Linked DNA regions of Mus musculus: all the other regions are linked to region 3. Evidence: chromatin contacts called from ENCODE Hi-C or POLR2A ChIA-PET data. All regions are on one chromosome and are shown on one strand. Each heading gives the region's core, a stretch centred on a gene start or an enhancer-like site at or near the end of the contact. The rest is flanking DNA. Distances are from core to core; before and after follow the strand shown.

Region 1 (5,066 bases), core at 1,551-4,050, 190 kb after region 3:
ATTAAAAAACACTAAGCTATAGAGAAGGTTCTGATGCTAAGGTCCTATTGCCTAATTGGTTCTTGACCCATCAATAAAGATGCTAGCAGCCATTGAGCTAAGTAACCGAGCAACTAAAGTTGAGGACAGATTTAGGGTGGTGGGACAAGAGTACTGGGGAGGGCACGCTTGCCTCAGAAGATAAATGATGCCCAGCAACTGACAAGGCAAGTTGAAATTGAGCAGTGTGTGTGCCTGGGTTTTTCATCCGAAGAGCCAATATTCTCTGGGTGGGGGCTGGTAGCACACAGGTTCCCAGAGTTAAGGTGGGGTAGCAAACTCAACACTAAGCAATTCTGTGATGAAGAAGTGGATATTGTCTTAGTAAAGTCCCAGAACTTCTCTGAGTTCCAATTTTCTCATATACAGAATGAGACATTAAATGATCTAGGGCCCTCTCAAAGCTCTAATATATTTTAACTTTTTTTTTCTATTCTATTTCACAAATCACAGGCTGTGTAGACACAAAGACCACTAGCAAGTGTCGGGAACTGCTTTAATTTTCTTTTTAAAAGCAAATAAAGTTATGGATCTGAGGGAGGGGCAGGGAGAATTAATAATTGACCTTGCTCCTGTACACAATATTAGCTGCTGGGGTCTGTAACCTGACACACTCAGCTACAGGCAGTGAGGGCCTATATCTCAAACCTCTGAGCTGGCTTAACTATTTCAACCAGGATTGCACATATCTGCATAGGAGAGTTCCTTAGCTGGAAATTCGATATCAACTGGCTCAAGGTAACCTCCCCAAATTGTACACCCACCAATCTGATCTGTCTTCGTTCACATGGCATGAATCAATACATGTCGAAAAATTACAAAACCACCCTCCTACTTCAATCAGGACCTTCTTCATAATGGGACTACTGGAGCTGACTGCCTTAAACTTCAGTCTGTGATCTAGCTATTGCCTTCCCCATTTCCCCCTGCACTGTATACAATAAACTGTTGCTCCTATTTTGGTCTGAAAGTAGAGACCATGCTCCACACACAAATCCTTTTACTACTGCTTAAATGATTCTTGTGGTCTAAGTGACTCAAATTGGTCATTTTAAAACTCTATGATGGTATAACCCCTTAATTTAAGAATTTTAGAATTTTAATTTTAGTCAAGTGGACAGCAAGATATATACCCTGTGGACATATAGACTTGTCTGTATCTAGGGTCAAGGCTACCTGAAACAATGTAACAGACAGAGCCTCAGAAACATTTTTCTGCAGGAGGTACAGGTGTTCTAGAATTAATGTGTCTGCCCAGAGAGAAATAACTTGATGAACGTAAGGTATTAATGAAGAAAAATTCTTGAAGAATAGCATGCATACAGCACTGGCTGGTGCTCAAAGAGGAGCCAGCCTAGGACACATTTTCCATCCTACATATGCTGCGTCAGGCCCCAGGTTACACGCTGAACAATTCACATAGAGACAGGAGAGTCCAATTTTAAGTTGCTAAGTGGTTACTTAGGCAGAAGAGAGGCTTACACAACAAAGTATTCCCAGGACTATTTCTTAAGTACACCAGTATCCTGGAACAGTAGACCATTCTTCAGTGTCAGGGTCCCTAGGTGAATATGCCAGACTGAGAAAGATTATAAAAGTATAAAGGAGAAAAGATAAAAGCTGGGGTGGGAAATCATAGAGAGCACACTAAGAAGTTAGAAGAGGACTGAGCTGGGTGTTAAGCTGAGGAGCAGCTAGCTCAGGTCAGCTCTCCAGCTCAGGTCAGCGCTGTGTGTAGCAGATAATGTAGTAATGATGTGACGGCTCCTTATAACTAATAAACGCAGAGGCCCACAGCAGGCAGGCCGAGATCTTGATGCTGCTACAGTGAAGACCATACTGCTGTCTGGCTTGCTAACAAAAGGACAACTGGCTGCATCTATATAAGAGGATCCATAGAAAGCAGCCACTGCCTAAGAAGAAAACAGGACTTTTATGGCACACCAGGCCTTAATGTTGGTTACATGACCCTACCTGCTCCTTTGAGCAGCTTCTTGGTCTCCTGCCACTTCTTAAGGGCATCGGTCTAGCGGCTGTTTAAGATCAGGGTTGTCTCCTTCCTTATGGTTGGAGCCAAATGTCTAGACAATCCTGGTGAACAAACATGCGTATCTAGCACTTCATCTCTTACAGACCTCATTAATACACTATATCTTTGGGTGTTTCAGAGGCAGCCCACCTTTAGCTAAACTCTACTCTGTGTGACTTATTCTCTCCGAAGCATTGGTAAATCCTTTGCATTATCATCTCAGCAAAATAGTGGAGTGCTACCAACACATAAGATTCCATGCACAATACCCACAAAATTAACTCCAAATGTGAAATCCGAAGAACAGAAATTCTAGAGATGCTAGCTAAACTAAAACGGCAACCTGCCGTCCTCTGATGCACAAGAAGCACGGTGATGTTGGCTACAAAGATGTTTCTACGCACACACCATGTCCCCAAAGCTCTACACAGACGCTGCCCACAGGGTGAAGTTCTTCAGAGGTCACCACTTTGGTACAGGGAACTACAGAGACCGCATGGGACTTCATACAACTCCACATCTGGCCCACTAGCTTCCATCCAGTCCAAGGGTAGCCTACCAAAAGGGATGCCGAGGCTCAGCAGCCCACTTCTCCCAAGACTGCGGTCCCTTGCTCACCATAGCGTGGCTTCCAAGCTCGCGTGCACCCCTCACAGATCCTGTTACACGCAAAGAACCGCTTGCATTTTCCCAGCTTCGGAACGGAGCCTGGAGCCTGGCGCCCGGAAGAGCCCGCCTCCCCGATGACGCTCCGACTGCAGGTTCTCATTGGCTGATGAGGCCTGAGTGACAAGAGTCCCTCCTTTGGCGTTGGAGTTTAAGGAACAGCACAGAACAGTATTTCCTGTTGCAGATATTTGCATTTCAGGAGTCCTTGCTCTTGACCTGAGGTAGCTTCACTTCTATCTTTCCTTGCGTGGTAGGCACTTTCCCCTTTTCCTCCTTGACACAAGGTAGCTAGTTTAAATAGCACATTACAAAATGTGGAGTGGAGTGTTTCTCCTGTCCCACAAGTGGAAGGGTGCCCACGATATTAATAATTAAGGAGATTTTAGAAAACAAATGTTTGTTCTGTGGGTTCACGGTGAGGTCAGGTGAGCTACAGCTACGTTCTACCTGGCTGGCAAAGGTACACTGGACAATCCTGAGAGAAAACCTGGAACCACATCACAAACACAATGAAATGTGTTTCTCCCACAAGAAGGCTGGATGGTGGATCCATCCCTATAGGAGTTTTCTTCCTGAAATTCAGGTCTATCTCTTGACAAATTAACACTAATGATAAGTGTAGTCTCCACGGTAACTTGAATAATTAGAAAGAAATGGTTCGAGGAAGAATGTTGTTTATGAACACTATTCCTAACATTTTTCTGAGTTAAGGTGAGAAAACGCAGCTGTATTAGTCAAGGTTCTCTAGATGAACAGAAATGATAAAAATGAGCGTCTCTTTCCCTCTCTGTATGTAGAAAGGGGATTTATTAAAACGGCTCGCAGGCTGTGGTCCAGCTAGACCAACAAGTGCTGTCTAGCAACTAAAATTGGAAGAATCCAGTAGTTCAGTCCATGAGGCTGCGTGTCTAAGCTGGGCTTCACTGTATACCACATTTTCAAAGAAGGAGGCTCTAAAGGAATGAACTTGCTAACCAAAGATAGGGCAGAGAGAGAGAGAGAGAGAAAGAGAGAGAGAGAGAGCTTCTTTCTTCTCTATTTATGTGGACTGTCACCAGAAGGTGTGGCCCAGATTAAAGGTGGATCTTATCGCCTCAAAAGACCCAGAAGCGTCTTCCCACTTCATAAGTTTTAATTAAGAAAAATCTCTCACAGGTATATGCAACTTTTTGGGTCTTAGTTAATTTGTAGTCAGTTTGTCTACCAAGAATAGCCATCATAACAGACAAGACAGAAAAACTTGGAAATATTTCTTACCAGCAGAAAGCAGGGAAATCATTTAACAAAAATAAAAGACAGGAAGCATGGGGGTTTTCTTTAGAGAGCCTGGACACATTCGCGTAGAGTTCTGCCTGATTTGGTGGTGTTCTTAGCTCAGCGTTGGACAGGAACATATACAATTTATTTTAAAAGACAGAAGGAAATGTCTCTGGCACGTTCATCTTGTACCTCAAGGTCATAATTGAAACTCATATGTTAATTGAACCCAGGGAGAATAAGACCACTACCACGATTTTGAGACAACTTGAACCACCTAAGAGCTGGCCATCAACTGGATCCTAAGTGCTGTAAGGAAACCAGACCTGAATCCACTTCTAGTGCCTCTTTTAAGTAGTAAAATCACAAGCTTCTGCCAAACAGGTTTACAGAAAACAGACAATGAGACAATAAGAAAATACAGGAATAAACAACCAAAGGAACAAAAATGTGGTCACCATAGAGGGTCAGGTATGTTCAGGATGTTCTCAGAAATATGAAGAGGCCAGGGGTCAAGCAGATCAGGCTCCAAGAAAAAGACTTAAATAGAGCAAATCAGTAAATGGGGTATTTTGAGCAATACAGCATAATGGCTCCTGCCTTCAAACTGAAGTCAGGTAGGTTCCTCACAAGTAAATGACACTGTGAATGTAGCTTACTTAGGAGCCAATACTACCTGTTAATTATGGCCAATACTACCTATTAATTATGATGTATGCTCTTAAAGGCAGATATATCAATGCAACAATTCTCGCAAACATACAGGAAAAGTCACCTATTTGCACAGTAGACGTACTTAGATGAACAGCTATGCTGAGCTATTCTATGCTCAGAAGAGCATTCTATGCTTTTGCCTCTGAGCAGGCTGGCTCAGAGGAAGGCCACAGCTGCTTCCATGCAGGACCAGAAAGAGTTCATTTTAACTAACCCTAGCTGCTGTCTGTCTTAGGACTGTGACAACACCAAAGAGTATGTTGAGTATTTTTCTTCATAAATGAATGGGGAGAGATTTTAGACATTAATTGGTATCCACATCACTGAAATAGCACGTCAAGGCACTGGAGAGATGGCT
Region 2 (5,070 bases), core at 1,945-4,444, 130 kb after region 3:
TTCACATTCCATCCCAGTCCCAATGACTCTGACAGCATAGCTGGCCTTATCTCCCCTAATCTAGTCAGCAGACCCCACACCTACCATGGTATGGCTAGTAGTCTCCATCACACTCCCTACAGCAGCACCAGAGGAGAATTCTGGAAGGAACCCACAAACTACCTTTCACTGGTGTTTCTGATTATTAGGACTTCTCAGAGTCTCTCATTAGCTAGGTCTTCCCAGCAGGGTATAGGACAATAGCAGCTCCCCTACAGGGTGAGCAGAAATCAACAGACTCAAATAGGACAGGCCTTCCACAATAGAGGCAGACAGGTCCCTAGTCTGGAAAACTTGTATTTTAGTAGAAATTCTTCCAGTCTCCCAGAGCACTTCCTGTCTCTCTTCCATGACATGAGGTCCCTTTGATACTCAATGTCTAGTGGAGCCATTTCTTGATCTCACAGCTGGGAAGTCCTGCAGCCAAATTTAGGTTAAATTCAACCAGTAACAACAATTAAAGCAAAAAGAGGCCATTTCATAGAATGCATAAAGGAGTATATAGGAGAAAGGAAAAATAATTTGTAAATGATGTAATTACAATTTCAAAAATTATATTTTAACGTTGAAACCCAGCTTTATGGCCCCACCTGCTCAAGGGACTATCGATTTGTAGAAGACCACACCTAGGATTACTCACACCTTTTCTCTCAGACTCTCCATTTTCATCCAGGAAAAGCAACACTCCTGTTAGACATGGCCATGTCAGTTTGACCAGATCTTCTGTACTGGTTAAACTAGTGTAACTACAGTAATTTGGTTCCTAGAAATAAATTCAGTTCTTTATTCAGATTCTTGATTGCATGTCCTGTGGACCCAAGAAACAGGACATTGATTGATCACCTAAAATTGACTCCCAGAGTACTCATTGGTAATCCCTACTGTTGCCAGAGCAAAAAAGCTCTCACCACCCTTCCTGACCCTGCCTTTCTGTGCTGTGACTACAGCAGTTTCAAAGTTGGTCAGTGAACTCGGTTCTAACACAAGTTCCTCTTCATTTGTAATTTCCTAATAGAAGCCAAGGAGGGCAGAGGACAATCATTCATTGGTCTCTTTTCCCTTTTCCTGGAAGGAGTTGCAGGACTGCCTTTCAAGCACTAGGCAGCAGAGGCAGGATTAGGTGTGGAAAGCAATGATAAATTGCAAGCCTGGGCTATGGGAGACATTGCTGTAAACAGAAATCAATACATAAATAGCATTTGAGAAAAACAGAATAAAATTCCTAACGAGAAGGAAACACTGGAGAACAGAAAGAAATAGAGATTGGAGCAGTGACACATTTAAAGAAAATTACATTTAAAAAGTGATACCAATAACTGACTTTTTTAAAAGGTAAAAATGATGTATAATTTTGTACTTAACTGATGCTTTAGCTACACTGGGTACACAGTACACCGTGTAGCATAGGACCACCACTTAGTTGGAGAATGCTATGACAAATGTGGTCAGCATTGCTGGTGCTCTGTCTGTATTACTCTACTGAGCACATCAGTACATCCCGCCTACCTGCTAACTCTAAGCCCTCTGGTATATTTGTCTCTTGCTATTTTAGTTTTGCCTGTCACCCTAAGTCATTGCAGCAGGCTCAGCGTGCCGAAATGTACGTGTATCATCTCCCTTGACGGACAACTTTTAACAAATTGCTGACTGGAGGTGATGTGTAAAAGCATGATCCCAGCCAGCTGCTTCTCCTGGTGGGGAAACTCCCCGTGTGCTTTACATTGCTTTGGAGTTTCCCTGTGGGGATTCACCTTCAGTTGTTCTCTCTGCTTTTCTCACTTTTCTGCTCCATTACCTCTTCTATGTGTACAACCAAAACACTTTTTTTATTTGAATTACTGTCTCAGTTTCCCACATATAACCTAAATTAAGAAAATAAAAAGTGTACATGTTATTAAGTTAAAAAATTTTTAAAAGGTAAAAATAATTGAAAAAAAAATCTTAGCACTATTGACCTGGAAAAAGAGTAGATCCTTCCTTAGTAGAGGGAATGCCATTAATAAGATATCGATTGACCTTGCCTCTGGGCACAGTGTTAGCTGTTGAGATGTATAACCCATGACACACAGCTACAGCCAGTGAGTGGCCTGTGTCTCAAACCTCTGAGCTGACTTAACTGTGTCAATCCAGGTTTCTACTGGATCTACCAGGTTTGTTCCTCAGTTTGAGAAGGGGCAGTGCTCCTTTTCCACACAGGAAAGCCTCAGGGAAAACCTTGCTAGATCAGGCCAGCCCTCAACACAACAGTGCCCTTCCTTTTCAAAGAGCTGTGTCTTACCCATCGGGCAAAACTATGCTTTTTTAGTGGGAAAAACTAGACCTGTATAGCACACCAGACCTTGATGTTAGTTGTGACCGTGCACTACTTCTTTGAATAGCTTTTAGACAACTAACTGCCTTTTAATATGCGGATTGCGTTAGTGGCTGGTTGTAAATCTTTTGTTAGAGTTTGGGGCCAAATGTCGAGACAATTCTGGTGAGTGAACATGTGTTTCTGATCACCTCATGTCTAAGAAGCCTGGTTAGCATACTACTTATCATCATCTTTAGGATGCTTTAGAGGCAGCCCACCCTTAGCTAAACTCTACTTTGCGTGACTTATTATCTCCTAAGCATTGGTAAATCCTTTCCATCATCAACTCTACCCTTCTCCATCACAGATTATTAGCGGAGTGCTAACGAACACATGAAACGCCATTTACTACCTCCCCAAAACTAACTCCAAATGGATCGTACTCCTAAATATTAAATATGAAGCACAGAAATTCTAGAGATGCTAGAGAAACTGGGACTCTCTGAGTTTGGCAAACTGCCATCTTCAGATGCAACAAAAGCCTGGTGAAACTGACTACAAGGATACTTCTACACACTACCCCTGTTCCCAAGGCTCTGCGCAGATGCAGCTCCCAGACCACCACTGGGGTCTAGGGAGATGCAAATACCACAAAGAATCTCACAGCAGGCTGCATCTAACCACTGCTTCCCATCCGACCCCAGGGAGGGCCAACCACACGGGCTCCCGAGGTTCACAAGCCCACTGCTCACCAGGCAACCGCCCCTCGCTCACCATATCTTCTCTCCCAGGCTCGCGCTTAAGCCGCAGGTAGTGGCAAAGAACCACTAGCACTAAGGAAGCTTCAGATTCCAGCCTGCAGAAAGTCCCCCGGAAGAGCCCGCCTCCCCTTCTGACTGGAGGTCCGCCTCAAGGGTCTGATTGGCTAATGAGACTTGAGTGACAAGAACCTCCCCCTTATGCTTAGAGGATGCAGAAGGGACACAGCACAGTGTTTGCTAGAGCTGATATCAACCCCAAGGCCAGACCTTTCCCGGATATGCACATATTTGCATTTCAGTCGCATTTGCCCCTGCCTCCAACCATTCACCCTTCCGCCTTTCTGCACTCAGCAACATTTCCTTCTTCCTCCTGGACACTGGGTGGCTGGCTTGTGCATCTCATTTCACAATGTGGAGTGGAGTGATTTTTGTGTCCCACAAGTAGAAGGGAGCCACAATATTAACAATTAAGGAGAGATTTTAGGAATCAAAACGTTTGTTCTTTTGCTTGACACTGAGGCTAGGTGAAGTTCAACTGCATGTAACCTGGGAGGCAAGGGTACGTCAGAATATCCTGAGAGAAAAGCTGGAACCAGATCAGAAACACAATGATAGGTATACCTCCCACCAGAAGGCTGAATGGTACTCCACTCCTATAGGAGTTTTCCTCATGAAATGCAGGCCTGTCTCCTGACAAATTAGTAATAATGAAAAGTATAGTCTCCATGGTAACTTGAATACTTAGAATGAATTGGTTCATAGAAACATGCCTTTTATGAACACTATTCTTAGCCAGCATGTTCCTGAGTTAAGGTGAAAAGAACATAGCTGTGTATTAGTGAAGGTTCTCTAGATGAACAGAAGGGATAAAACAGATCTCTATGTAGGTAGAAAGGGAATCTATTAGAATGGCTCACAGGCTGTGGTCCAGCAAGTCCAAGAAGGGCTGTCTACCAACTAAAAGTTGAAGAATTCACTAGTTCAGTCCATTAGGCTGGTTGTCTCAGCCGGTCTTCAGTATAACCCACGATTTTAAAGATAGGGGCTCTAATGCCAGTAAAGAAATGAACTTACAAAAGTAGGCTGTTACCAGAAGGTGTGGCCCAGATTAAAGGTGAATATTGTCACCTCAAAAGATCCTGAAATGTCTTTCCACTTTAAAAGCTTTAATTAAAATCCCTCGCATGTTTTCAGCCCATTGGGTTTTAGTTAATTCCAGATGTATTCAGTCTGACTATCAAAAATTGCTATCACAGCAGACAAAACAGAAATGCTGAGCCAAAGTTCTTACCTGTATGGGCATGGGAGTCATTTCCAAAGCAATGCTGTTTCTCAAAAAAGGAAGCATGGGGATTTTTCTTAGGAAGCCTGGACACATTCACGTGGAGTTCTGCTTATTCCTCAACATGCTCATTTAACAAATACACTTTTGAACATGGTCGCAATCTAAAAGCAGAGACGTTTATGTGCCTTCTAACTCAAAGTCAAGCAGGAACATAAAAAAATTATCTTAAAAGATGGAAGGAAATGTCTCCGGCATGTTCATCTTGTACCACAAGATCATAAATGAAAATCATGTGTTAATCTAGCCAGGAGAGAATAAGGCCACTACCACAATTTTGAGCCAAATTTGAACCAAGCTTGATTTTATTGGGATGCACCCAAGAGCTAGCCAGCAACTGCCCCCTAAGTCAGGTTAAAGAGAGAAACCCTTCATTTTTGACCCACTTTAAGGAGTAAAATCATAAGATTTGCCAAGCCAGTTTACAGAAGGGAGACATGGAGGCAGTAAAGTAATATGAAAAAATATCTCAAAAACACACACTATGGTCATTATGTGATTAGCAAGAGTGGTTAGGAAGGGTCAGGAATGTTCAAGGCGTCCTCAAAAATAAATCAAGGTCATGAGTTGGGACAGGTCAAGCTCCAGGAAACAAAATTAAAAGCAGCAGCTCAGCTCTTACAGTAAATGGAAAC
Region 3 (4,874 bases), core at 20-2,519:
CTGCCTGGTTAATAAAGGCTAGAGCTACGGCTGTTTTTGCTTATCTTTGGCCAAATTAGTGGCTGTCTTACAGCTGCTTTGAGACCTGCTAATCAGAGCCTGGAGAAAAGACTTAGAGACTCTTCTGACCTTTAGCAGTGTTGAAGTCTTAATCTGGGCCGGTTCCTCTGTAGGACCAGGAACCAGTTTCCTGGCCTCTGTGGTGAAGAGAACCTACAAGAGCTCTTTGCAATCATCTCAAGTGGGCTGGTGGCTGAAAAGGACTGTCTCTAAGAGACTAATTAAATCTCGAGGACTGTTTGAAAAGGGGGGAGTTCCAGTAAAAAAGGTCATAGTAGCAAAGAGCCAGTAGTGATGAGGTTGGTTTCTTTGATCACGGATCAGCCCAGCTGCATGCAAGGGCAGGACAACAGATTCAGGTTCCAAAGTCCAATCTTATCTATATTTTAATCTTTGGGCAGAGGGTGTGGGGGTGTTCAGAGCAGGGAAGAATTTAGTCTGAAGCTCTCCTGGGTTGCCTCCCATCTGTTGTCTTGTAGGTGTAGGTGGCTGCACTGAGTGCCCTATGGAACACGGAAAGGAGTGGTTGTTGCTTCTCAATGAGCTGAGTGTGGCACGATGGTGTCAATGGAGACCTTCTCTGTACAACTCAGAGACTACATCTGTTTAGACAGGAAGCAGGAAGGGTAGCCATTTACTGAGCAAAATGAGTGACCAGGAGACTGTTCCAAGCTTCGGTGTGGGAGACATCTGCCCACTAGGGGCCCCTCCTGCCCAGTCCACACTTGGAGCCCTGCTCTCTGGGAGCTCATCTTCCCACTCAGGGAAATCTCAGGGATACCGGAGGCCCCAGGCTTAGACCTTTCAAAGGGCCAGCCAGGAATGCCTGTGTGCTCCGCGCGCCGCCAGGCCTACCACCGGGCCGGGTCAGGTTCCTTGTACCCTGCTGCCGTCGGGGAGGGCTCAGAGGGCGGCGCTGAGAAGGGAGTTAGGGTCCCCCGTGGGGCGCAGAGCCCCCTCAGTGTGGGTGGTGGGCGTGCGGGAGCCACAGCACGGTTTTGCCGAGCACGGAGTGACTGGGCCCCGCACCTCTGCAGCGCGCAGTGGAGCCGCACCCGCTCGCTGTCCGACCTCTAGTCCCAGTTCCCCGGGCTGTCTGTGGGCCCCTGCCTGGAGGGCCGTGGTGGCTGAAGGTTCCGCTTGGATGGGTCCCCACTCCCGCCCGGTGCACTCAGCTGGCCACGCCCACAGCCGCGGGATACCCGTAAAGCACCGGGCCAGGGGGGTGGGGGTGGGGGTTAAATCAAGAGGGTGGGTCTTCTAATCTCAACGTGGTCGGTCCGTCCAAGTCAAATTTACCCCATAACAAGAAACAGAAAGCAGAGTGGACCGCAGTTCCTTAAAGTGACACACACACAGAGCACCTAGCCAGCAGTGAAAATAGCTCGCAGCAGGGTTCCACGACTAGTAGGAGGTTTCACGTCCATCGGTTCCTTCCTTCCTAGAAAATAACACCCTGAGCATTCCCTATTCCAGGAGCTTGAGCTATGACATATAGCTGCTGCAGTGGGATTCTGCCTTGGCTTTCATTTCTTGCCACCAAATACAGATTTTTAGGCCTCTTCAGAACAGAATTACAGAATTATTCAGGACAGAATTATTGCGGTATCACGAAGGCACATAGACAGAGATTACATAAACACATGGATAGACACACTCAGACTCAGACAACATTACCGGTATTAAGACCCAGCAGGTTGGCTCCTGGTGACCTTAGAGTTCCCATCCAACTCAACAAAATGTGCCAGAAAGCGTTCGTGAATTCCAAAAGACCACGAAGGAGCCGATTCTGATGGGATCGCATTAGGGTCTTTATTTACAAGCTGGAGCTTGGGCCACACAATGGGAGGACGGACGTAGCTTGGGTTCTGCTGCAGGTCAAGTTCTCAGGCTTCCCCTCCCCCCCCCCCTTCTTTAAGATAGAGGCTGGTCTCAAGATTGAGTAGGTTTGGCCTCTCAGTGTCTGTTTTAGTTCAGTTTATTATGAACATTACTCAATAGACCAGAGTGTCCTTAAATTCAGGAATATCAGATTGCCTTTGCCTCCCAACTCCTGGGTTGGATTAATAACATGTTAAAATGCTTGGCTAACAGGTGACTTTCCCTAGATGTTTTCTATATTTGTGCTTTTTGTCCTTCCTATGTGTGAGAATTATGGCATTGGTATACCTATCTTTTAGATCAGGCATCATGATTAACTAATAACAAACTGACTACAAATAATCTACTTTCACAGTGTCCATTACTTGTGAGGAATCTGCCTGACTCCATTTTGAAGGCAGTAGTATTTGTATTTTAAAAATAACTTTCCCTTTATTGTAAGAGCTAAGTTGCTGATTTTAAGTCTGTTTCCTGGAGCCTTGACTGGTTTTTTAAACCATCCTGACCTACAATGAAAACAATCCATTTTTCTGTATTTCTTTACTGCCCCATTTTTCTCACTTTTGTAGAACTGTTTTGCAACTATTTGTGATTTTACTCCTTAAAAGGAGCCCAAGAAATAAATTTGGGACTGCTCTCTTAAATCCCACTTGATAGGCAGTAGTTGGCCTTCTTTTGTCTGTACCTCAGTGAAACTAACTTGCTTCAATTTTGTCTCAAATTGTGGTAGTGGGCTCATTGTTACCTGGTGGGATTAACACTTGATTTTCAACAAAGATCTTATGGTATATGATAAACATGCCAGAGGCATTTTTTCTATCATTTTATGATTTATATGTTCCTCAGTACTTCAACCTAACAATTCCCCCAAATGTCTCTGCTTTTACTTTATGACCAGGTTAAAAAATGGATTTGTTAACTGAGCATGTGTGGGAGTAGGCTGAGTGCTGCGTGAATGTGTCTAAACTCCTGAAATAAATCTCCTTGCCTTTTTTTTTTTTTAAACATCACTTTGGAAATGATACCATGCTGTAATTGTCTGTTTCAGGTAAGAAACCTGACTCAGCTCTTCAGGCTTGGCTGTTGTGATGGCTAAACTTGGTGGTCAAAATGTCTCCATCTGGAATTCCACACAGTTGGGAATGTCTGTGAGGGGTTTTTCTTTTCTTTTTGATTTTGTAATATCTATTGTTGTTAGTGTATAATTTATTATTTTTAATTAATTTTTCATTTACTTGACATCCCAATTGCAGCCTCTGTCTGTGTAACTCCTCCCACAGTCCCTCCTCCATTCCCCCTCCTTCTTTTCTGAAATGGTGGAGCACACCCCAACCCCCACCCCTGTCCCCAAAGTATTCTAGTACCCTGACAAATAACCCCTCCCAAAAGAGGCCAGACAAGGCAGCCCAATTAGGGAAGCATATTCCACATACAGGCAACAGCTTCAGGGATAGTCTCCACTCCAGTTGTTGGGGAATCCACATCTGCTACATATATGTTGGGTGTCTTGGCCCAGCTGGTATATGCTCTGTGGTTGGTGGTTCAATTTCTGAGAGCCTCCATGGGCCCAGGTTAGATGACTCTGTTGGTTTTCCAGGGAGTTCCTTACCCATTGAGGCCTCCGATTCTTTCCCTAGCCCTTCCATGAGAGTTCCTGAATTTTATCCAATGTTTGGCTGTGGATCTCTGCATCTGCTTTAGTCAGCTGCTGGGTGAAGCCTCTCAGAGAACACTTATGCTAGGACCTGTCTGCAAGCACAACATAGTGTCATTAATAGTGTCCTGGACCTGAGCTTGCCCATTGGGTGGGTCTCTCAAGTTGGGCATGTAATTGGTTGGCCATTCCCTCAGTCTCTGCTCCATCCTCCATCTCTGCATTTTTTGTAGACAGGATAAAGTTTGGGTCAAAAGTTTTGTGGGTGGATGGGTGTCCCTACTGCTCCAATGAGGTTCCTGCCTGGTTACAGGAGGTGACCTTTTCAGGTCCATATCCCCACTGCTATGAGTCTCAGCTAAGGTCACCCCCTTGGATTTGCCTGAGACCTGGGACAAGGCAGGCTCCCCAGGAGTCAACGAGGGGTTTTTCTTAATTGAATTTTTTAAAGTGGGAAGACCTTTCTTCAGTTTGGAGCTTTTGACGTGACAAGATCCAACTTTGATTTGGGCCACACCATCTGGTGTCAGCCTACACATATAAAAGACACTGAAGAAGGAAGCTCTCTCATTTTGTCAGCTTACTCTGTCTCTGGCTGGCAAGCTAATTCCTTTGCTTTAGAGCTTAGGTTTCGACCTTGTGCTGTTTACTGAAGAACAGCTGAGATATCTGGCCTCAGTGCTGAGCTCTGTACTGAACCACTAGATTCTTCCAATTTTAGTTGGTAGACTAACCTCGTTAGACTAGCTGGACCACCGCCTCTGAGTCATTCTAGGAAAGCCCCATTTTACATACGTAGAGATTCATTTTATCGGTTCTGTTCACCTAGAAAACTTTGATAGATACAGCTGTGTTGTCTTTATGTTAACACTCAGGAAGAATGCTAGGTAACAATAATGTCCATAAAAGACATTCTCTCTAAGTGTTCAAGTTACCAAGTAGACTATACACTTCACTATGCTTCAATTTGTTAAGAGATTGAACTGAATTTCAGGAAGAAAATTCCTATAGAAATGGACCACAATCCAGCCTTCTGGTAGGAAAAACATCTATCATTGTGTTTGTGATCGGGTTCCAGCTTTTCTCTCAAGTACCCTTGCCTCCCAGGTTAAATGTAGCTGCAGTTCATCTGACCTCAGCGTGAAGCTACAGAACAAGCGTCTTGTTTCGTAAAAATACTCCTTCATTATTAATAATGTGGACTCCCTTCTACCTGTGGGGCAGGGGAGTCACTCCACAGCACATTATGTAGTGTGCTGAGCAAACTAGCTTCTTCGGG

The links. A loop is a pair of places that touch in the nucleus more often than their neighbours do. ChIA-PET counts read pairs that join two places held with the same protein, here RNA polymerase II (POLR2A).
Region 1: a map of gastrocnemius shows a loop between it and region 3 (2.4-fold over the local background). The contact joins the promoter of Zfp930 here to the enhancer-like site in region 3. A Hi-C loop is called at or near these places in 1 of 37 maps with a recorded cell type or tissue (gastrocnemius). POLR2A ChIA-PET finds 5 or more read pairs at or near these places in 1 of 5 experiments (Patski).
Region 2: a loop to region 3 is called in a map of heart, with 3 times the contacts of the local background. The contact joins the promoter of D130040H23Rik here to the enhancer-like site in region 3. A Hi-C loop is called at or near these places in 1 of 37 maps with a recorded cell type or tissue (heart).

The regions. Positions count from the first base shown.
Region 1 is chr8:69,206,780-69,211,845 of GRCm38, reverse strand. Zfp930 (zinc finger protein 930) reads right to left here and starts at 2,800. Exons shown (of 4, transcript NM_001013379.2): 1 at 2,687-2,800. The coding sequence starts at 2,689. Gm39188 (a long non-coding RNA gene) reads left to right here and starts at 2,849. Exons shown (of 2, transcript XR_870488.3): 1 at 2,849-2,987.
Region 2 is chr8:69,269,228-69,274,297 of GRCm38, reverse strand. It overlaps D130040H23Rik (RIKEN cDNA D130040H23 gene), which reads right to left and starts at 3,194. Exons shown (of 5, transcript NM_001384124.1): 1 at 3,107-3,194.
Region 3 is chr8:69,395,791-69,400,664 of GRCm38, reverse strand. No RefSeq gene overlaps it. Among named protein-coding and RNA genes, the nearest start is that of Gm10033, 2.7 kb to the right of the region's middle. Within about 2 kb of position 1,269, at least 1 of the 3 ENCODE cell types and tissues checked has a DNase peak (open chromatin) inside an H3K27ac peak, as active enhancers do; it is heart, where a contact is called at or near this core.